Regions from separate parts of the Mus musculus genome. Here regions 1 and 3 are each linked to region 2. The links are chromatin loops, found by intact Hi-C in ENCODE. Cell type or tissue: heart. All regions are shown on one strand.

The links. Peaks named below come from ENCODE experiments on the same cell type or tissue, not always from the same donor. Only the 100,000 strongest peaks of a DNase experiment are listed, where the experiment ranks them.
Region 1: a loop joins it to region 2, with 2.2 times the contacts of the local background. A loop is called at or near these places in 2 of 42 quality-filtered maps.
Region 3: it touches region 2 in a loop (2.4-fold over the local background); 2 of 42 quality-filtered maps call a loop at or near these places.

What each region holds. Positions count from the first base shown.
Region 1 is chr1:77,302,728-77,310,727 of GRCm38, reverse strand. No RefSeq gene overlaps it. Among named protein-coding and RNA genes, the nearest start is that of Mir6352, 190 kb to the left of the region's middle. In heart, no CTCF peak of the experiment used is centred here; no DNase peak of the experiment used is centred here.
Region 2 is chr1:77,198,893-77,206,892 of GRCm38, reverse strand. No RefSeq gene overlaps it. Among named protein-coding and RNA genes, the nearest start is that of Mir6352, 290 kb to the left of the region's middle. In heart, no CTCF peak of the experiment used is centred here; DNase peaks (open chromatin) are centred at 3,692, 5,162 and 5,352.
Region 3 is chr1:77,438,452-77,446,451 of GRCm38, reverse strand. It overlaps Epha4 (Eph receptor A4), which reads left to right. Exons shown (of 18, transcript NM_007936.3): 4 at 1,432-1,587. Among named protein-coding and RNA genes, the nearest start is that of Mir6352, 54 kb to the left of the region's middle. In heart, no CTCF peak of the experiment used is centred here; a DNase peak (open chromatin) is centred at 4,241.

The DNA.
Region 1 (8,000 bases), 100 kb before region 2:
GGTGGCATGCCTCAGAATGACTTAGAGCTGACAATATGACTACATCAAAAGTCTTTGGATGGCAAGATTTTAATGGCTGAATAATATGCTGGAACAGAGGAGTAATTTCCTCTCGAATGCTAGGATGAATTATTTATGCTTTGACAACATTATGTGTCTCTAAAGCAGCTTTTAGTTATTCGCCACTTCTGGGTTACAGCTGATCCTGCTGCCCATTCTTGTAATTACATTAACCTCTTGACTTTACATGACAAGCTTTTCCTGCAATCTGCGATCAATAGCCCATAACTATACCTCTTTAATAGGGCCATAGTTACACTTCAGTTCAGATACAATTAACTTTTGTCCCCCTTTTTCTTTTTGGTAGGGCATGGGATAAAATGTCTTATTTTAACATCTGGAACAAAGAGACTCATCGTGAAGGGGAAACACTCACACAGGGTCATATGAAGAGCAGTGATTGTATTGATAAATAGGCCAGATGAAGACCTAATTCTGCAAGCACCTGGGATTAGAAACACTGAGAGAAGCAGTAGATATCAGAGCTCCAGATTTGTGTGGTAGCCCTGAAATGTCTGCTTTGATATGCTTTATCAGTGCAGTAGGATTAAAGGCACACAGTGGATTGCCTCATTTCCTATTCAACCTATACCACCTAATTATTGCACAGAAGTAGGGAAAGCATCATGTTAAAGCGCTCAAACATTTCTCACGTTAGTTCAACCTTCCTCTTTGTCAGAAGTCCTTTAGGAATGACATAGTAAAGCCAGGTCCTGCTGGCTCAATCAGGCTGTCTGGGCAGGTTCTCTCATGTCACTAACTTGACATAGCCGTGGGGATTATTTGAACCATAAATATCAGCTAATGCTACACTAGTGTCTGACCCCTCCTCCAAAGGGGGGAAAACCAATTACATATTTTCCTGTATAGCACTGTGTGTATGTGTGTGTCTATGTTCACCACACTACACACCATAGCATGCTTTGTTACACATATATGTGGCCTATATTTTATATAGGAAACAGCCTTATGAAGCTATCTGAGCATTTTATGCTTATATATTTTAGTGCTTCGTGTATATTAAGATATACAAGCATAGACACACACACTCCTCATGGCTATACATTCACTTGAACAAACTTGCGTTTTAGTTAGACTTCAGTTGTTTAAAACTCTATAAGCCTATGGATCACTTTGAGAAACTCAAAGGAAAGCCCACGGAAGTGAAATTAATTCACTTTCTGCTGTAATTCTGTAAAATGAAAAAAAGAACAAAGCTCGTTCGTTACTTTCTACCATGCTATATTATCATGGCCATATATCTTAAAACTAATAAAATAAAACTACCTATTACTAATAGCAATAATTTAGGACCCATCCAGTGTTCATCATAGATAATGCATCTCATTTAACACTACCTTAAGAAATAACTGGTGTCTGCTTAAGTCCTGTCAGCCTGCTCTAATTTTCTTTTATGACACTGTCAGGTTGCTATATTGCAGACAAGTGATCTGTATAATATAAAGTGTGATGCCTATGCATATTACATGATCAGAAAATGAAACATAAAATAACTGTACCTCCTGGGTATGGAATCCGTGGGAGAGACTGAGCACATTGTTACTACCAAGAAAAATGAAGACGAGAGGAAGACTAGAGACTCTCCTCTAGCCAGAGCTTGAGCAGCCCCTATTCACAAAGCAATAGGACCAGGTTTGAATGACTTTTCTTATTGATGGAGCAAGTACCCAACAGAAAGAACATAACAGAAGACGCTTTTTATTCTGCCTCGTGGTTTCAGGCATATCATTGACTGATGGCAGAGAAGGTATGACGCTAACCTGAGCCCAAGTGCGGTGTTAAATACATGTATAATCACTCTACATTAACCATGTTATTTGCTTTAAAACAATTTTATTGCTTTATCTGAATAGGCCCAGATATAATCATTACTTGCCCAATGATCAAATTGAATTATTGAATGGTATTGTTTATAAATGGGAGAGTCGGCTTGAGTGCAAAGTGTTAGAAGGGTCAGGAGAATTAGGCTAACAGTTGGAATTAGTTTAACCTTGTGGAAGTTCTAACAGCTCTTTTGCTCTGGACATACTATCCTAGAGAAGCAGACAGTAGCCTTAGAACTGCTTCTTAGATCGTCTACAGTTCAGAGGATGGAGAAGGTGGGCTGCTAATACCCAGGAACTCCGAATGAGCCCAATACCCTTCCACTGAAACTAAGAACTAGATAACACTAACAAGACTAAAGAGAATGATTAGAGGATCTGCTTCTCTTAGGGGCTGTAAAAGGGCTGTGGATTTTATTGCTTGTAGTTGACGGAAATATAATCCGCTCCAAAGGTAAAGGATGGTGTGATAGATCACTTTGTTGTGTCTTTTGGATTCCTCTAAGCTCCCTTTTGTTTAGTTCAATGGGGATAGCCAATTGTTCTGAGGATATACTATCTAATAAGGTAGTTAAAGTTTACGCTGTGCATTAAACTCTGGTGATGGTCATTTTTCTTTTCTTTTTATGGGTGGTCTGTAGGAGCCAGGAGAGTAACAGTCTCCAGACCCATCTGCATGGAACATACACATTACAAAACATTTTGCCTCTCCATTGGGTCTAAATCACGGGGAAACGAGATCTGGACCCTTTCATGTCGATGAAGTTAAAGGGTTTGGTATCAATCTACAAAAGTGCACTTTGCCAAGAGGATTCAGATTTGTTCAGATCCAATACAGATTCTCCTAAAACATCTGGGTCCATTTCCAGATGAAAAAAATAATCAGCATGAGCTAATGAAATTGCCAGATGTGACTGCTTGCCAAAATATTGTGATGCTTTTGCTGGCTGCCCAGTACGCCAGGGATGTACTTGGTGGGGTGGAAATTCCATTCAGATCTTCCCCTTAGATACAAACTGGCTTTTCTTTTCCTCCAAGCTTTATAAACACATAGCACCCTTGGAGTCATTCATTGTTCCAAAGGGTTCTCTCCTTCGTGGTAGCTAGATAAAATCCTTTATTATATTCAGAATTCATTACTCTCAGCTTTCTCACTGAAGTTATTCATGCCCTCCCCCAACCTCCTTGTCCAAGCTTCTTCTTGATCATTAATGTACCAGTCAACAGAAGGGTTTGCTTTGGGACATCTGAAGTCAGAGATGTCTAGTTTTGATCTCTTTTTTTTGCCTTGGTTTCAGTGGGAATGGTTTGAAATAATCTTTGTACTTGAGAGGCAAAGATTTCCTTCCTGAAGGGTGAATCACTCAGAGAATAATAAATCCTGCTCCGAAGAGCTTGTTTTATGTTACAATTCTTCCCTAATGGGGACATATGACCCCAGTAACCCCCTCTTCCCATTCCAAAGGTACAACCTAAAACCCAAATAAATAACATCTCCCATCAAAGAACTCTGAAACAAAACTTACTTGAAAACGAAAACAATGGAGGCACCGCCTTAAGGCTTACTGTACCAAGCAATGTTTTCAGAACTCTTTCAATCCCAAGCAAGATGTTAAGCTTATGAGGCAAATGGATTGGCAGTCATAGAAGCCACCCTAAGACACTAAAAGCAGTTTTGTCTCATTTTCTTCAAAGATCCAAGCATTGTCCTGACTGGTCAGAGAAGGTTGAAGAATGGGCGGGACTGGGAAATTCCTTTTTCTAAAGAGAAGTGGCATCAGGTATGACTGATGAGCTGAGGGGACACCATGGCCCTGCTATACAGTTCTAGCTGCTCCAAGATGCAAGCCAGCCTGTCTCGGAACCAGAGCCCAGTTCTCTGCCTGAGGGAGGAAGAAGCCACCTCTTCCTGATCGGGCCCCAGAGGTTGACTCTGCCTTTGAAGCAAGTGAGTATGAACTGTCTCTCCAGGTCACTGAGTTCCCACTGCCTGAGAAACCAGGCTCTGTTCTCTCAGGAAGGAGACTGCTACATCAAACAAACCCCAGAGAACCAGGAAAGGACTGTTACTTAGGCAAGAAACCGCTGCAAAACAGACGAGGTAGAGCGTGGCAGCCCTGACAACAGGGCCAAGATCATTTGTGGTTTGTAGTGCGGAATAGTTTTATAAAGGTTCAGCTTGAATAATGGAGTGTTCAACTGTGAGAGGTCAAAGAAAAATAATCCCATGTTCAGTACCCATGGAGGCAGGTTCCCCAAATTAGAAGGGGTCTTAAATTTATTTCTTTTACTTTATATTCCCACCCAATCCTCTCTCTCTCCTCTCTCTTCTCTCTCTCTCTCTTTCCTTTCTCTCCTCTCTCTCTCTCTCCTTCTCTCTCTCTCTCCTTCCCTTCCCTCCCTCCTTGTCTCATTTTTTTGGTTCTTCTCCCCGTTATTATCCTATTCTTTTTCGTGTTAGTTGGCATTGGAGACACTGACTAAAAGTCTATCTTTCCAGTGACATCACCAGAGCCAGGTTTACTTGGTATAGTACCACTGCTGTTCCCCAGCTTGTGATAGGATGCTGTCTGAATTTTCCCACTGTTCATTGAGCATCAAATGTCTTACAGAACTAAACTTTCCAGAATGGAAAAACAACAACAACAACAACAACAACAAAATCTTACTCTGACCTGTCACTTGCTGCAGTATCTAGTTTGTGATGCTTAATCACTAATTACACCTCAAACCAGACCTCTCTCTCTCTCTCTCTCTCTCTCTCTCTCTCTCTCTCTCTCTCTCTCTCTCTCTCTCTCCTGGATACTCTTAAAGTGTTTAAAAGTTGAAGATTCACCCTTATGACAGTGCTAAATTTTCCCTGACGGGCTTGCATTGAGAACACCTTACTTTTCCTTCAGACATCTGGCTGATCATTTTCTGTTCAGACCTCGCTACTGAATACCTTGTAAGCTAAAGGAATAACACTTCTGTTAAAATAAATGACCAAAGCCACTTCAGAAAGCAGAAAACGTCAAACAGCTTGGTAATTTGCAGAGCCCTCTGGCACCCCAAGCGCATAATGGATTTGCAAGTGAAGCTGAAGATGGAGTATATGGCTGTGAGGTTACAATTCTATTTAAACATTTTTCCTTCAAATATTTTAAATTTTGGGAGAAGACGTTAGGTAATAAATAGTCCCGGAGAAGCCACTGTGGTTTCCTCTCTGCCTAGGCAGTCCATATTTCCAAAGAATGCAGTCACTAAATCCATAAACCTGAGGTAAGTTAGTTTAGGTCATAGCCTCCTAGAAAACAAATTGTATCAGCCAGTATAATAGGTTTGTTGGAATCACATTCACAAAGAGATAGTTTCTTTATGGGTTATAGAAATTTGAGGAAAAATCGTGGTGCATCCAGAAATGAACCAAGAGGTCTCTCTTCTGGTGATGGGGCTATTTTATTGAGGGCCATTACCCACTTTGGATTTATAGATACTAACAGAAAGCTGGGGACTATAAATTCTGAGGCTTCTTATTAGAACCCAAGGGTGCTTGACAATACACATTATTAATGATCATTTGCAAAAAAGTATTTTGGGGGGATTTTTATTCAAACAAAGGAGAAAACCACATTAAATATTAGTTCAGTCATATATTACAAAATATTACAGGGCATTATATCCATTTGTGTGCCCATAAATCATTTAACTATGAATACTTAAGAGGAGCAAGAAAGCGATATCCTCTATACGCTCTGAGATAATATTGTCTTAGTATTTGATTACAGGCACTGTGTTCTTAATGGACAGATTCATGCTCTATATCCAGTGTCCAGTTGGAGCTGGGAGAGACACCAGGCAATAGTAACAGAAGGATGTTAGACCAGGATCAGCCAGAGTTCAGGGGTGTGAAATTGGTGATGAAATAGGACTTTACTGGGCATGGCAGGGGTTATCTGTCTCTTTTATTGCATGGCTTCCATTGGTTTTGTTGCAGAGAGAGGGGGGAGGGGGAGGAGGGTAAGGAGGGGGAGGAGGAATGGGAAGAGGGGTACTTTTCTTGGGAGGGAAGTATTACAAATGTTCTTCTTGGTTTAAGGATCTTTTTATTGGACAGAGAAAGTGAAAAGGAGAGTAGTGGTTGCTCTCCGGGAGCTGGAAGAACAATCTTGACTTTTAAACCAAACAGAAAATGTATTCTTTTAGGATAGCTGCAAAATAAAGAAATACATACATACATACATATATACATACATACTCATTGCAATCTGATTGAAGCCTGAGACAAGCTTTGTCTGCCTGTCCTGAATGTAGTAAAAAGTTTAAAGAAGTAAAAAAAAGAGTAGCAAACAAATAAAGGAAGGAAAGAAAATGGTAAGGACTCCTTCCTGGGGCAGAGGCACACTGTGCACGCAGGCTTTTTGCAGTTCAATGGGAAGAGCCTAGCGAGGTCATGGACGCAAGAGTGGGCTGAGAGAATTAACATTTCTGGCCTCAGTATACACTTCTAAATAATAAAAGAAAATTGATCAATCTAATGAAAACCTGCCTCACTGCAAATATTTATAAATCCAAAATAACATTTTCTGAAACACAGGAGCACAAACAGAACAAAACAACCCCCCCCCCAAAAAAAAAAACCCAACCCAAACCAAAAAACCCGAGACTTTCATTCAGATGGTTCATATAATTGCACCCTAGTTCTGGTTTAGTAGGCACAGGCGCACTGTGCCTGGCCATCACGATGCCTCATTCCGTGGTGCAAAGTCTGAGAATTCATTTGCTGCTTGGAGAGAAAAGAGGGATTAAAATAAAATCATTTATGATCAAAAGCAAATTATGGGAAAGCTTTAGAAATTCTTTTACATACTGAACTGAGTGCAGACTTTGTAAATTTGACTGAAGCAAGGAAAGGACGTCAGATATTTATTGAGACAGATCAGTGAATAAAATCTTTGACAAATAGATTGTGTTGGTGGGGTATGTGTGTATGTGTGTGCTTGTATGTGTGTTGTGTATGTATATGTGTGTTTGTATGGTGTGTGTGATATGTGTGTTTGTGTATGTTGTGTATATATATGCAGGGTGTGTATGTGTTTTTGTGTGGTGTGTATAAGTGTATGTGCGTGGTATATGTGTGTTCTTGTGTGTGTGTGTATGAAGTGGATGTCTGGTATGTGTTTGTATGTTTGTGTATATGTGTCAGATGTATATGAGTGAGGTGTGTGTTTGTATGTGTGTGTATGTGTGTGTGGGGTATGTGGTGTGTGTGTGTGTATTGTTATGTCTGTGTATGTCTGTATATGAGGTCTATATATGTGTATGCATTTGTGTGCATGGTGTATATTTGTGTGTATATGTATGCAGTGTGTGTGTGGTATGTTGGTGTGTGTGGGCAGGTATACATTTGTGCATGTGTCCCGTACATGTGGTTGCCAAATGTAGAACTCAAGTGCTGTTCTTTAGGCACCATCTTCCTGTTTGTTTGTTTGTTTGAGGGCTGGGGCACTGATTTCCACTTAGGGTTTGCTCATTAGGCTACACTGACTGGCTGGTGAGGCAAAACTCTCCTTGCTTCTGCTTCTCAGCATTGAAATTACAAGTGTGCCCACCATGCTTGGCTTTTTTCTGTGGGATATGGAGATCGAATGGGTTCAGGGCTGCACGGGAAGTCCTTTGCCCTCCTTCATTGCTTCCTTCCTTAGTTTTAAGGCAGAGTCTCTCTCTGAGCCTGGGGCTTGCCCTTTCAGCTGGGCTGGCCAGGGAGCTCCCTAGCATCCACCCGGTTTTGGGCTCTGTGCCGTGGCTACAGCCTTCTCTTGCCATATTCATATTTTTCTGTGGGTTCTGGGAATTCAAACTCACATCTATATGATTACATAGTAAGTATGTTACCCATTGAGCTATCTCTATAGCCCCTTGCTAAATTAAGAGTTTTATATTTAATAAAAACATACTGTTTATACCAATGGTTCTTAACCTGTAAGTCACGACTTCTTTATTTCAAGGATCACCTAAGACTATGGGAAAACTTAGATATTTACATTGTGACTTATAACAGTAGCAAAATTAGTTATGAACTAGCAACAAAGATAATTTTATGGTTATGGGGTCACC
Region 2 (8,000 bases):
TTCAAAGGTATTTCTTAACACTGAAGGGATTCAAAACACCATGCCATTGGGCTTTAATCTGAATGCAACAGAAAGAGGAGCCGGCAGTCTCTTTGTCATGAGTTAATAAGCAACAAAGGAAAAAGGGGGGAGGGCAGATTAGAATACCTGGATTCTATCCCTATCCCTCACTTTGCAAATAATTAACTGGGTTTGAGCAAGTTACTCCAGTATGAGCCTTTGCCTCTCCAGGTGTATAATGAGGGATTTGGGAGTAGAGGATTCCTTTTAGCTGACCTGGAATGATCTCAGTGTAGTAGGAAACTATTGGGATGCATTGTTTATATGTTAAATCCAGCAACTTTGTGGGAAATCTTCAATATTATTATGTTATTAGTATTGTGGAGTGGGCTTGGTTTCTAAACGATTTATATTTTGATTGGTTTATTTATTTATTTTTTCTTGATACAGGCCTTCACTTTGTAGTAGTCCAGACTAGCCTGGAACTCAGGGCCATTTTTCTGCCTTATCCTCATAGGGCTAGGATTGTAGGCCCCTGTCAGCATGCCCCATCTTTAGATACTTATTTAAATGAAATCCTTTAAACGGAAGAAAGTGGAAGTAAACTGGAGAACCATTGTTACTTCTTGACAGACCAGAAAAACTGTTTATAATAGCCTATCCACTGTCATGGTGTAAGTAACATGGAATCTAATGTAAGCTTCGCAAAGCAACAATGTACTGTTAGCAACTAGTCCTGAGGAAGGTCCAGTGTGCTGGATTTAAGGATCCCAGGACTCACTGGGACTCCTCTGTGCCCTTCCTTGTTGCTGTTATCTAAAGAAAAAGAGGGACAGGAGAGATGGCTTAGCATCTAAGAGTACTTAGTGTTCTTGCAGAGGACTAGAGTTTGGTTCTGAGCATCTACCCACCAGCAGCTCACAACTGCCTTTAAGTTCAGATCCAGAGGATCCAATGCCCTTTTCTAGCCTCTCTGGTCATGCTAGCACAGGTGAACATACACACAAAGGCACAGGCATATATGCATAAATAGAAATATAAGAGGACACTCCTTAACAAGAGAAAGAGTTCTTCTAGAGGCTTTTGTAAAAGAAGACACTCACTTCCAGAATCGTATTGCCAGGTTAATTCTGATTGGGTAATAGCCTTCTCTTGGAGCCAATCACTGAAGACAATAAGATCAGATAGGAATTTAAAGGGAACCAGGACATGTTCCTGGAGGGGAGGGGAGGGGAGGGGAGGGGAGGGGAGGGGAGGGGAGGGGAGGGGAGGGGAGGGGAGGAGAGGGGAGGGGAGAGGAAACTTCCATGCAAAGCATATGCCAGAACAGACAGAATGAAGCATCTCCAAGGAAACACTGCCCTGAAGGAGGGAATGTGGCCTACAGAGAACCACACAGCAAATGCCTAGGACTCAGAATCAAATATTAGTAACACAGAACTGAAAACAATTTCAAATGACCCCTTATCATAACAGCTTTAGTATTAAAAGTGACTTGGAATTTATGGAGGGAGCTTTAGTATATTTGCTAGAAAAGGCAATTAAAAGGGGTGGGAATGACTTTCAGGTTCTAATTGTTTGTTTTGTTTTTGTTTTTTCTTTGTGACAATGTATCCCTACATAGCCCTGGGTGGCCTAGAATTTGCTCTGTAGCACAGGCTGGCTTTGAATATTTTATTATTTTATTACAGTGACAGAATTGTGACTAATAGACCAATCCAACTCACACCTTTGTTTGTACCTGGTGTGAAGGTTAGTCTTAATTTTCAGCTGGATGAGACTTTAGAACCCTCCTGGAAACACTTCTGGGTCTGTCTATGGGGGTATTTCCAGGAAGGTTTCACTGTATAAGAAAGACCCCTCTGCATGTGGGCAGCACCCTAAATATGGGTGGTACTATTCCATGGGCTAACCTCTTGGGCTGCATAAAAAGGAGAAAAATTACAGAGCACCAGTGTTCATTCTTTCTTTTCTTCTTCACAGCACGTGCAGTGTGGCCAGCTGCAGTAAGCTCTGTGGCGGTTTGAGTGAGAATGACCCCCCCATAGGCTCATCTATTTGAAGGTTTAGGATCCAGTTGGTAGAACTGTTTTGGGAGGATTAGGGGGCATGGCCTTGAGGAGGCGTGTCACTAGGGGTGGGCTTTGAAGTTTTAAAAGCCCATGCAATACCCAGTGTTCTCATTCTGCCTCTTGCTTGTGTATCAGATGTAAGCTCTCAGCTATTGCTCCAGGGCCATGCTTGCTGTCATGCTCCCCACCATGGTGGCCACAGCTCACCCTCTGAAACTGTAAGCAAGCCTCCAAATACATGGTTTCTTTTATAAGGTGCTCTGGTCAAGGTGTCTCTTCATAGCAATAGAACAGTGACTGAGACAAGCCCTCCCACCATGACTTGCTGACACAGTGGACGATACCCTCAGACCATGAGCCTAAATAAACCCTCCCTTTCTTAGGTTGCTCTTGTCGGGTAGTTTTCTCACTGCACTGAGAAAATTAAGTACTATACCTGGCTAGCTCACTCACTTTCAGCTCAAACCTTACTTCCTGGCAGACTTGCTAGCCTTTCTACTAAGGCCACGGTGCTCAGTCATGTGCTCTCACTGGGGCTCTTTGCTTTCTGTATATCATCCTGACCTCAGTGCATCTTATATATTTGATGATTATCAGATTGTCTGATTTCCTCAAGAATCCATAAGCTCCATTGAGCTAGGATGTGTCTGTTATGGCTTACCATTAATTCTAGAAAATCTGGAAGATAATAAATACTGACATGAATACATAGCTAGCTAATGGCAAAATTAGGTAATTTTGGTAAGGAGTAGGCATGACATTGAGTTCAATTTATTTGCATATTGAATACAAGAGAGTGTCTCTCTGTGTGGTTAGGGTTTAGTAGATATTTCTTGGGCTAATGCAATAATTGCTAAGATTTTACTTTGTCGTCTTAAAATAATTTGTTATGATGGTTTTGGTTCCAAGAGAAATTTGGATATACACATATTTCTTTTTAAAAATAGCTCCAAGAACCCAAATTAATATTAAATTCACAAGCATGTCTATGCTCCATTGATTTTAAAGTCATTTAAGCCATTCTATCTTAGACCGCGCCTACGTAGTTAAGAACTCAAATTAGATCCAGACAGTAAAAGAAAGTATCACAAGACAAAGATACCTCATGGATTTTTAAAGAGGAGCTCAGGCCTTCCTTTAGTTTGTGCTTGCCTAATTTTGACAGCTTTAACAAGCTTGGCTGTGTGCACATTCAACTCTGAAAATTAAAAGGGAGAAAGAGCATATGAAAGAATGGACGAAAGTTTATTATACATAAGGTATTAAGACTAACTGTCCAAAAGCAAACATATGCATGAACACATGCGCACACACGTGTGCTCACATGCACACACACATGCAATATACACATGCATGCATGCACTCCACACTCAGGACAGAGAAGGGCAAATTTCCGAATCTAAGGACGTTTATATAGTGTTAAATAGGTAATTATTGTTAAAGTGCTTTTGACGCCTTAAGAAATGACCAATTCAACTTCTGGTGCAGGGAAGGCCTGGTAACTGTCAGAGTGTTTCAACTCTAAATAACTGATTAACCAAATTCCAAGACTCAGTGAGTTTTCCCTCAGGGATTTTCAGTTCTTGGCGCTCTGCGAGGACCCATTCCCTTGGGGTTGCAAATGGCCAACATTCATTGTATTTTCTCAGCTAACTTTCCTGCTCATAATAAAAGCTAGCAGGGCTTCCTGTTCAGCTTCCCTTGTTTGGGTGTTGTCATAAAACCGTAGCTTTCAGTTGAGTGTAGAAGCAGCGACAAACAGAAATCCAAATTATGAGGAAGTGATTTTTCTCATGTCAAGGGTTGAATTTAAAAGTGGTGTCTCAAGCTGGTGTGTTGTCTTCACCCATGAAATGATGATGTGAGGGAAATAATTTAAAAATATTTGAAGGGCATGAAATGCCAGCAACATACCAGGGCTAATCTTACTCTTCTCATTAATAAAGTGGAGGGGCCATTTTTCCTATTAATATAATGATAGAATATTGTTAACTATTCTGAGTACAAGCACTGGGAATAATAGTTTCATATAAATATTAACTGAATAAGCTAAGGGTCATCTTACCAGGTATCCATGGTTTAGGTAAGCTGAAGATGTCAAACACTGAGTTGAATGAAAGGAAATTACATTTTGCTATGCTCATAGCAGAAACATTATGACTCATTGGCCTAAGATCGTTGTAGAATTGTTCTGCTGTTTTTAAAAACAAAACAAAACGAAACAATCCTTATTTATATTGCTGTCTGACCCAGAGCAATTAAGGATAATGGCTTCAAAGAAGATTGTGTTATCTATTATTTGTCATTTGCTGTGACTGAGTGGCACCTGAGCTCAGCAACTTCAGTGAGGAAATGTTTATTCTTGCTCATGGTTTCAGCCCAAGGTGCTTGGGCTGCCTTGCTGTTAGGTTGTGGTGAGGCAGCCAAGGAGGTTGGTGAGTACGTGCGGGAGTAAAGCTGTTGTCCTGGTGGCAACCATGAATCAGGAAGAGTCGAGGGGCAAGATAATGTTCTTCAACGTCACACCCAGCTAGACTTCCTTCAGCCAGAGCCCTCCTACCAGCCTGTTCAATGAGATGATCCATCAATGTAGTTAATGGTCTCATAATCCAAGTATCTCTCGATATTTCCACCAGCTCGAAAGTAAGCTGCCCAGAGGGGAAAACCCCACATCTAAAGCAGAGCACCCACTGTAGTGATTGTATGGACCTGGGTCATGACTGAACACAGTTGAATTTCTTTCCAGTCTTGGATCTGCTTCAGTTGCCACCCACATTGCAGACGTTATCTTCTGTGCTAGGTTGTGTATCCTCCTATAGACATCCTCTCTGGTTAATAAGACCTTGGTGTCCAATTCTATTGAACATGTACATTTCTCTGTCAGATACTCATAATGACAATGCATTTAATCCTTTTAAACATAACAATAGGTGAGCAAAAATGCTCAGGTATTCTGACAATCCCTCAAATATAATACAGACGAAATGGTCAGTATTTTGAGTTTCCAGTACAACTGGATTGTGCTGACACTGGAATTGGGAGCCAATTAATGTTGCCCTTATTAGGCCTCATCCTGGAGCTAGAGGAACAGAATGTTCTCAATGATCTGACTTCTGCATGGGGACATGGATTATGTGTTTTCAGTTGCTAGGGAGAATGGACTTCCAGAAAGTCTTGACTGCTTGAAGTTTATAGCATGTAGCTTCTCACCAACAAGTCAGGTACTATCCAAAGTTAAGTGTTTCAACAGAGGCTAAGGGATTCAAGTCGCCCCAGAAAGAAGGAACCTCCTAGCACCTCTAAAAGGCATGTGAAAGGGAAGAACCTCAGAGGTGTGCAAGGTGGACATCACCACGTAGGCATGAGCCAGGGAGGAGGGGCCTCATTCCTACCTTCTTTTAATAATCTGCAGAAGGAAGCAGATATTTTGGGGCTACAACAGGAGGCTATTCTTAGCACCCAAGTTTAGGGAAATGTCAGACCAGTGTGATTTATAGAAGGAAATGGTGGAATTTGTATTGTTTCTTTTGACTTTTTTTTTTTTTGAGATATTATCTCATTATGTTGCTGGCCTTTATCTGGCTCTAATCCTCCTGACTCTCCCTCATGAATATTGGGATTATAAGTATATTCCTTTGCTGCTGGCCAGTTTTCCTTATGTGAATATTGAGGCCATAATAAAGCTATCTTAAGAGGAAAACAGCAGTCTTCTTTCAAAGCCTTCCACATATGTTTGGTAAAAGAAAAACAGCAATGTAAAACCACTGAGCAATCTGCCTACCAGTGGAGTTAAAATGCTTTTGGTATAAGACACAGGTCACTCACATAAGTAAAATCAAGCAAGAAATGCTCTTTTTTTGTGTGTACCCTTCAAAAACATCTATAAGCACCCAGAATTTTCATTGTGAAACTTGCTTTTTTTTTTGTCATAAAGCATTTGTTTAATGGGAGGACATGGGAACTCTGTTTGAAAGCCAAGATACATATACATACATACATATATAATGCATACATACATCCCTTTTAAAATAAAGAAATAATAAAGATCAGAGTGTTTCTAAGTCAGATAACATAAAAATTTGGGGGCAGTTTTTTTCTTCTTCTTCAATATTCACCTAGTCTCATTACTTAGTCATTGTTTCAAATTCTTTTAGAATATTGTCCACAGTGCAGAGACTCCTCTGCGGGGGTTAACTAGTAGTGTTGGGGTCTCAGAATGTCCAGGTAGACAGGCGAGAGTCCAGAGGTTTGTGTCAGCCTCTGACAAGCACCGGAGTTTTCCAGAGATGAGGTGAACTCTGACTGCACTTCGAGGTATCTGGTCTCTAATCTAACAAGTCCATCATGCTGATGTATTAATTCCTAATGATTTGGGAAATGCTGAAAGGGACACAAGCTGGGCCTCTGTCTTCCTGGCTAATGCTTTTACACTTGTCTATTGTTCTCTGCTTCCTGCTCCTTTCCAATATTGTAATTAGGACCAAATTTAGATGATCTTTATATTCACAGAACAAAGAAGTTTGAAAGACAGTAAGAGATAAAATTGTCAGTGGTAATGCGAAATGGATTTGAAAGTCTCACTTTGGAAAGTTAAATTTAATGGGTTGCTAATATATGATCAAACAGCATACACGTTCAGTGCAGGGATGGGTCATCAAACTGTCACCCCTGGGACCAATCTGCTTTACTGTTTTCTTTGGTAAGTAAAGTCTCACTGAAGCACAGATGTTGTGGCTATGGTTATAGATTGCATATGGCTGCTAACTGTCTGAAATGGCAAAGTTCAGTAGTTGGAAAAGAAAAGTGGGAGTACTTTTTATATACTGTTGATCTCCCTCACCCACAAAATTGTGGTCCCCCACTTTAAACATCTCTATTTATTTATTTATTAATTGATTGATTGATATATTTTTTTCTCTCTGTGGTGTGTTTGTATATGTGTGTGTGTGGCCAGATAATACCTTGAGGGAGTTCATTCTTTTCTACCATGAGGTTCCAGAGACTGAATTTACATGGTCAGCCATGGCTTTGGTGCCTTTACAAGCTGGTCTCTATTTTTTTGCTATATTTTGTTACCAAATTACTGTCTCAACCACAAGGTATAAGATTATGGGGTGAGGGTAAAGCCTAATTGAAGGCTTTTCTATTCTCTCCTCTGGGTATAGTTTGCATGTAAAATGTCTCCCACAAGCTCATCATGGTTTGAGCACTGATTTTCTTGCTAGTAGTGATGATTTTGGAGGCTGTGGAACTTTTAGGAGGTGGGCTTAGCTGTTGGAAGCATGCTACGAGGGGCAGGCTTTTGAGTATTCTATCCTGGCCCCTGGTTTTAGCACTCTGCGTTCTTCTTTTCATGCTATGAGTACTCTCCTTCCCTCTGGCCACAGACTACATGTCAAGGAATAAGTATGAATTAACTAGCTGAAAACCACTTCTTCAATTAAAAAATTTTATATTTTTTTATTTAGTAAAATTTATTTTAAAATCTATAACTCAGTATTGGCATTTTAAAGTCAGCAAAATAATTTATAATAGTTAAATGCCTCTTAAATATACATACTATCTTCTGAAGCTAAAAGTAATATACATTCAACCAGTGTTTAAAATCTATTTGGTACATTAAACATGATAGAAGTAGAAAAAAAATCCCTTATGGAGTCTTCTATGAAAGGAAATTGTGAAAACTACTAGACTAGACAGAAACTGCTCCATCTCAAAGGGAGAATATGCAGTGAGCCACCATGTGGTTGCTGGGATTTGAACTTCGGACCTTCGGAAGAGCAGTCGGGTACTCTTACCAACTGAGCCATCTCACCAGCCCCCTTAAGTGTGTTCTTAAGCTGGTAGTGTAAGCTCTCTTTAGTTTCTTTTTGGAGGCACTCAGAGCTGAGTTTTCCTCTTAGCACTGCTTTCATTGTGTCCTATAAG
Region 3 (8,000 bases), 240 kb before region 2:
GTAGTATCGACACATTCTCAGACCATGATAAATGAAGCTAGTGTAGAGAAAAATCGCACCGAGGAAATTGTGGGTAACTCATTTTCTTTCCCAACCTCCGATGCTATGGAACCACTTAATTATCCACGTCCTTATCTGTGACCTTAATACTTGATGGGGCCAGTACAGTTTTTATTTTAGGTTAAGATAGGTTTAGAGAACAATCATAAAAGGTATGGGAGGAAAAAGAGGGGGAGGTTGCAAAGCCCTATTAATTAATTTTTATGACGAGGTTTCACAGCAGCATTGAGTTTTTCCACTTTAGTGAAAGTAGTCCTCTGTATCTGTGTGATGTTTATAAAGCTGAGATCATGGAAAGCCATCGCAGGTGCTTAAAAACCTGCATTCTCTGAATTCACCTCTGTAGGGTGCTCCTTGCAGGGGGCAGAGGGTGTGTGCTGAAAATGAATGAAGGTAGGGGAATCCACACTGCACTTGTGAATAAATAACATGTTATTAGCTGGTTTTTATTCCAGACTCTTATCTTTAAGTAGCCTTCATTGTACTGTCCGGAAAGGAAGTGGCTTGTGCAGTGCCCAGTCCTGCCTTCTTGAAATGTTTTTGTTGTGTTTTCTATTTGAGTCTTTTTGTAACCATAATTAGGGAATAACTGCTAACCAATTTTGTGTTAGCGTCTGGACACATTTTCATTCAGTTGATTAAAACAGAGATCAACACCCTGCCCCCACCCCCCACCCCCACATATGTACACCCTCAGATTCAAAAGTAAGTGGTAGTATGTCCAAGTTATGGGGGACAGAAGACTTGGAGGTCAAAGCTGACATGTAACAAGTTGCAGTTATCTGCTGGAAGCTGGGATTCTTCCTTTTAAAGACATTGATGACAGCAGTGTTTTGGAAAGGGGGACAGAGTAAGGTGGATCAAGATAGTGCCTCTTACCCTGAGATATTCCGGTAAACTTTGATTGCGCTCTACTCGATCACAGGAGTTTTAAGGCAGTGTCTTTTGGACACATAATCAGATTTACCAGTGAGCCTTGAAGAGAAGCTATGATGCTGGGTCTGTGGCTGAGTTGGCAGAATGCTTACCTAGCAAGCAGAAGGCTCTGGGTTTGATTGATTGCCATCCCTCCATAAACCAGGCATGGTGGCACATGCTCGCAATCCCAGCACTGAAGGAGATAGAGGCAGGAGGGAGAAGTATGAGAAATTAAGACTACCCTCCTCTACATAGAGAGTTTGCCTGGGTTGCATTAGGACCTATCAGTCCATGTCTTGGGTTGATTGAACCTGCATTTTAAGCCAGGTGATCACCGCCACCTCCTTCCTGCCACCCCACCCCGACTTCTGCCAGCAAGGAAATGCCTTCACATTTTGCCCTATTGTTCCTGCAGTGATTCATGTTTGCTTTTCTTTTTCTCCTTCCCTGTAGCTTGCAAAATTGGATATTACAAAGCTCTTTCCACGGACGCCTCCTGTGCCAAGTGTCCACCGCACAGCTACTCTGTCTGGGAAGGAGCCACGTCCTGCACCTGTGACCGAGGCTTTTTCAGAGCTGACAACGATGCAGCCTCCATGCCCTGCACCCGTAAGTGGTTTGCTTGTCTCCTGTCTCCTGTGATGCCAGCAGCTCTCATTACCACCTAGCAGGGTGCTGCCAGGACTTTCTCCCAGGATAACCTTGCAGGGGGCAAATTAGATATCAAGCACGCATCCCCTTCTATCATAGCAGGCGAAATGCTTATGAAGAGAAAGCCTCTTTCCACTGTTTCTGGTTGCCTTCAAAATGCACAGCTGCCAACTGACTACTTTGTGGAGCAGAAATTGAGTGTTCAGGTTGTTTGACAGTGTAATTACAGCTGAGAATGGAATTTATAAATGGCTTTACCATCGCATCAAGGGCTGGGGGCAATTTGACAGGCACAGGAGAACTAGGTAGAGGGCAGGGTTTGGAAATGTTTCGGGCCTGAAGAAACAGCTTAGAGTACTCTGAGGCCATTGCTTTGGTTTTCATTATACCTCTTCTTTCTTCCCTCAGAGTTTGGTGTCCGTAACACTTAGGCCGGGTCTCTAATAAATGCCTAATTCAGATTAGGCACTTAATAAGTGATGGATGGATGAATAGATGGGGTTGGCAAGCCTGGCCTGACTCCAGATAGGAAAGTCTCACACTTTCTTTGGACAGTGTTCCCAAGGTATTGGCATAGACCCCACAGTGCCTGTGACCTTGACCAAGGCAGGAATGATGGGCCCTGTGCATTTCCCTCATTTTGTACAGTTGAAGACTGCCTTTTAGGGCATAGCCTGGTAATGTGGCTTACAGAACTTCAAGTTACAGGGCTTGTTTCTCAGTCCATGGTTTACTAGCAAAGTGACTCCTTAGTCTGCGAAGTCGTAGTAATTTTCCCATCTGTTGAACAGAACTAATAATAACATTTGCTATATATCTTTGTTCTGGAAAGCATTGCATTTTGAGATTTAGGGGATTTTTGCAATATCTGCGTACACACAAATATTTGAAATGAAACCCAGCCATAAACCTGAATCTCATTTATGCTTCATAGCTTGATGGCAAGTTCACACAGTACTTACACTGTGCCTCTATTTTGATTGCAGCCATTCACGTGACATCAAGTATCCCCCTTACTACATCACTCCTGCATAAACAACATCACGTTCAAGCCGGGCGTGGTGGCACACGCCTTTAATCCCAGCACTCAGGAGGCAGAGGCAGGCAGATTTCTGAGTTCCAGGCCAGCCTGGTCTACAAAGTGAGTTCCAGGACAGCCAGGGCTATACAGAGAAACCCTGTCTCGAAAAACCAAACCAAACCAAAACAACAACAACAAAAAACAAAAAAACCTCTCATTCTAGAGCACTTTGGAATTTGGCGAGGAATACTTCCTCTCTATCTCTCTGAGGACTGTAGTTATTATATATCCTCATGGTGGTTGTATATCTATAATGTGCGCAACAAACAATTCTACTTGACTTATTTTAGATTTTACTATTATTATTTATAATTTTGATCTTGAAATACTATAAATTCCAGATGGACCAGCCCGGGCCAGCATCACTGAACATAGAAGCCATTCCTAGTTTTTGAGCACAATCAAGAACCACCAATCCTTACTGGGAGAAAGGAGAGAGGTTTCATTCAGGTCCATCTTAGACTTGTGCTGGAATTACCATCTCCTCTGGATTAGCTTTTATGACAAGAGAATCTACTGTGGTGACAACCTACAGTGGCAATATAAACTGTGATGTAACACTATATGTAGATTATGCCAGGCACTTTGGGTAGGTGATATAAACACTATGTAGCTGATTGATGTGCCCGGCACTCTACACGGTAAACTTGATCACCTGCTCACGCAGTGACATGTATTGTAGGTCTCCTTGGTTTAATAAACTGGGAAACCGTTAGCTCTCAGATGCCCCTGACCAGCAGAGGAATGGAGCTGCACTTCCTGAATACTCAAGTATATATTCCTGGGCTGTTGTTTCTCTTGCCTGGTGTCCCAGATCAAGCATTAAACTTCTAGAATTAAGGAGTGCAAAGGGATCTAATCTAGCCTTACATGAATCCATAGCAGTAAAGGTCTCTTAACTACTCCCCTCCCCCCCCCCCACACACACACACACTTTTTTTTAAAGTAACCATCCCCAGGCTAAGTTCTGTTTCTGCATGGTCACCACCATCTCTATCCTGTTCCCTTCCTGATTTCTCTCTCTCTCTCTCTCTCTTTTTTTTTTTTTTTTTTTTTTTTTTTTGATTTGGTTTGGTTTTTGGTTTTTTAAGACAGGGTCTCTCTGTGTAGCCTTGGCTGTCCTCGAACTCAGAAATTCGCCTGCCTCTGCCTCCCAAGTGCTGGGATTAAAGGCGTGCACCACCATACCCTGCTTCTTATTGCTTTGTAAACCTCTATCTTGAGTTTTTTAGCTGGAAAGTAGTGGTGGTGCACACCATTAATCCCAGGGAGAGAGTCAGAGAGTTCAAGGCTAGCCTGGTCTTTAGAGTAAGTTCTATCTAGTACACCTAGGGCTACACGGAGAAACCCTGTCTCAAAAAAAGAAAAAAGAATCCTGAGCTTTTCAGTATTTTTTATTCTGTGTTAATTGGTGATTTAAGAATGAAGGCCCTGTCTCTGTCTGCAGGCACTACCAAACAACAGTCCCTGAGTGGTGGGAACTCGGCACAAGAGCAGGCTTAAGAGGAAGTATTTCGGGCTGATGTTTACATAATGGCCCTTTATTTGTATGAGGAACCCCACCTACTCTCACAGAGACTCCTTCCTTCCTTCTGGGTAAGGTTTGAGAGCAGTGAATGTCAGGAAACTTAACCAACATTGAACGGCTTTTTATCCTCTGGATTCTGATTTGTTGTCAAGCATATTCTCTTAGGCCCTGTGCCAACATAGTGACTGTCCCTCGTGCTTGGGAGTGTAGGGCATCTCCAGAGATTGTCATATGTGCGTTATGCTGGGCTGTTTGCAACTGCACCATAGCTATGTGAGATCTTATAGTGCTGAAGAAATAAATTGTTAAGATATATCCCAAAGACGCGAATGAAAGCAAAAAAAGAAGTACTGATTTCTTTTTTTTAACCTCATAAACTGAAACCAAAATTTGTTAAAAAATTGATATGACTTTCCTGTCCCATCCTTTGCCCCTCCCTTCACCCCCAACCCCCTAGCCCTGAGATTGTGTTCCACAAGATTAAGGAAAAAGAGTTGTGAGCTTTCAGAGTGATGAATAAAGACCAGCAGGGGTTCTTCCCAGTCCTTTAAATTGCCTCTACTGTTCGCCCTGAGGTCTTGTGTGTCTTGTGTGCCCAGCTCAGCTTGCGGGCTGACCATCACTGTATCCTGCTGGCTTGCTCCCCAGGGCTTCTATGAAGACAAAATAGCTCTGATGACAGGCTCACCGAACTTCCCAGCCAGCCAGAGCTCCTAACACTATCCAAGTCGGGGTAGTGACAAAGAGTTTTTTTATGTCCTTATCTGTGAAAGGATTCTCACTCTTATTCTTATGGCTGTTTTTTTTTTTTAAAAAACAATTAAGAAAATATTTGTGAAGGTCTGACCGACACACGGTAGGAATCTGAGAAGTGTTTGTCTCTCTTTTATCTCTAGTTGGTCTCTTCCTTGGCCAAACCACCTCTCAGGGAAGGGACACCACTTTACTTTCTCTCTATGCTAACTTGTGATTATTGTCCTGAGTGACTACACAATTCAGTTATTCAGTGGCTACATTGCACCTCAGGATCACTGAGGTGGGACACAAAATCTGACTTTTAGTCTCATGCAGCTAAGATGGATATCCCATCTCTACAGAGTTAGATGTACTCTATGAAGAGTCTATGTCTGAGGATCTCTCCCTTTCTGTTGGCTATAGGCACACATAGTGTTAAGATTTATACTCAGTCGCTCATTTTTCCAGACCTGAGTAGCCACATGAGGTTGCTGCAGACACTGCTAGATACACAAGAGAGACATAGAGATTTCTAACTTTGCAGAAAATCCCATTCTGCCATGCGCTTGAGTAGATGGCTCAGTAGAGGAGGAAATAGTGGGAGTTTCTCAATGAACCTCTTGTTCGCATATCCCACAGACAAATCCTCCCCATTCCCGACTTTTATCGGCTTCTCTTGACAAGATGTGGCGATGGAAGGGAACATAAACATCAGGGGATCCTTTCAAACGGATTCCAGCCGCTAATCAGTTCTTCCCAGTTGGTTAAGCCAGGTGACGAACCCAATTCCCTTGTGCTGACAGCCAAGATAATCAGGCACCTTCTTTGTTCATTATGCTGTCTTTAACCCAAGCATTCTTATGCAGGCCCGCATTTAGTGATCGCTCACTGTGACGGCACTCTAATGAAGAAATAAAACACACTCTCTGAGACTCATTCTTCTGGCCAAAGTGAGACTCTGCTCCACTGGCTTGTAAAATCAGATTTTTGTTCACTTGGGGAACAATTAGACCAGGTAAATACAAGTCGTACCAACTAATTTTGAAGGAGACACCTAAAAGTTCACACAATCCACACACCTGGAAAAAATTAAGAGTTTGGAGGACTTTTGAGGGAACCACCAGTGTTAGTCTAATATGAGTGTATGTGGTTCATGCAGACTGAGATGTTTCAGTCTGAGTATTTAAAAATGAAGTAGTCCATATCTGTTCAAGAGAAGGAAGAAGCCTAATGCTAAAGGTTGACACTAGTATTTATTACTATTATTGTTGTTGTTATTGTTGTTATTCCTTTCTTCTTCTGGGGATTGAACCTCAGGCCTTGCTAAGCAAGAGCTCTACTGTTGAACCAGACATCCAGCTCTTTGTAATTTAATTAGAGATGAGAATCTTGTTAAATTATTTGGGCTAGCCTCAGTCTCCTGATCTACCTACTTCATCCTCCCAGTTATGATAATTCAAGATGGGAGGTGGGTGCCACCAGGCCCAGCCAGAGCAGTGTTACATACACTTCACATCACTGTGGAAGAAGCCCTGGGAAAGCCACTTATGGGTTTGTAGAACTGAGGCCAGGCCTGAGATTCTGCATCTCTGACAATTTTGCAGGTGACCATGTGCCTGGTGGGTGAACCAGCTATCCATGAGTCATAGGTTCTCTGTCTGAAGGGCAGGAGCTCGGAGATGCTCTTTCATGCCTGTAACTTTCAGCTAGTGGAAAACTCTAGAAGGGTATTTCAAGGACCCAGAACATTTGCTCTTAATGAAAATCAAATAGTTCATTTGTCCTCCTTCTGAAAAATAACCCAACCCAGTTGGAGGTCATATAACCAAGTCCCCTCACTGTGCATGCTTTTGGTTTGGATTTTTGTGGTTCTTTCAGACTCCCTATGGATTGATGTCAGAGAGCAGAAATGTAAATGCGTCTCCCACATTCCCTCACAGAACTTGATCAGAGGAGACAAGCACTGTAGTTTTCTGGCAATGTTGCCTGTAGACAGAGAGAGATAGGCACCCAAGAAAGCAGTGAAGCTGAGAATGGAATTTGCGGTCATCACTTTTTGTTCCAAACAGGAATTAATTAATTATTTAATTATAGCTTTTTTAAAATTTATTTACTTTTTTAAGAGAGGGTGTCAGGTAGCCCAGGCTGGCCTTTAATTCTCTCTATTGGCTGAGAATGACCTTCAATTCTTTCTTTCTTTCTTTCTTTCTTTCTTTCTTTCTTTCTTTCTTTCTTTTACTTTTTTTATTTTTATTTTTTTTTTTTTAGTTTTTCGAGACAGGGTTTCTCTGTATAGCCCTGGCTGTCCTGGAACTCACTTTGTAGACCAGGCTGGTCTCGAACTCAGAAATCCACCTGCCTCTGCCTCCTGAGTGCTAAGGATTAAAGGCGTGTGCCACCACACCCGGCTCCTTCAATTCTTTCTTGATCCTCTACCTCCCAAATCCTGGGATTATAGCATAGCAGGAGCCACTCCCCCTTCCCCATGGTATGGCTTAAAAAAATAATAATAACAATAATAAATGCACATTCTGTAACTACGAAGCTACCTAGCCCCCGTTCCCCTCGAATTTCCCTTTCCCTTCTAAAATGCTGTCTGGCTTTCTTCAAGGTTGGAAGGCTCCCACGCAAGAACAGGAAGTCCTTTATGACCTTTGTGTTTAGCTGGTGTTCAGTGATTGTACTGAGGAGGCTGAGCCAATGAATATTATGTTTAAGGAAACTGTTGCAATTTCTGATACACTTCAAAATATGTAAGCAACATACCTCATGAAGGAAGTCATTAGCTTTGTATAAGAAAAAAAAATCTAAAACCACAACTGTCATTTTGCTTCTTTGCTTAGCCCTGTTCACAGAGTGAGTCTCTATCATCTTCACCTGAAATATAAATCCTTGCTTTTCTGCTCTGTTTCACTTGTTGGGTGAAACTTATCAGTGTCCAAGATCAGAGGCGCTCCGCAGATGAGAAATGGTAACTTTTCCATTGCCAACTTGAAGGGTCTCTGTGCATCTGTCTGTGAGTAAATG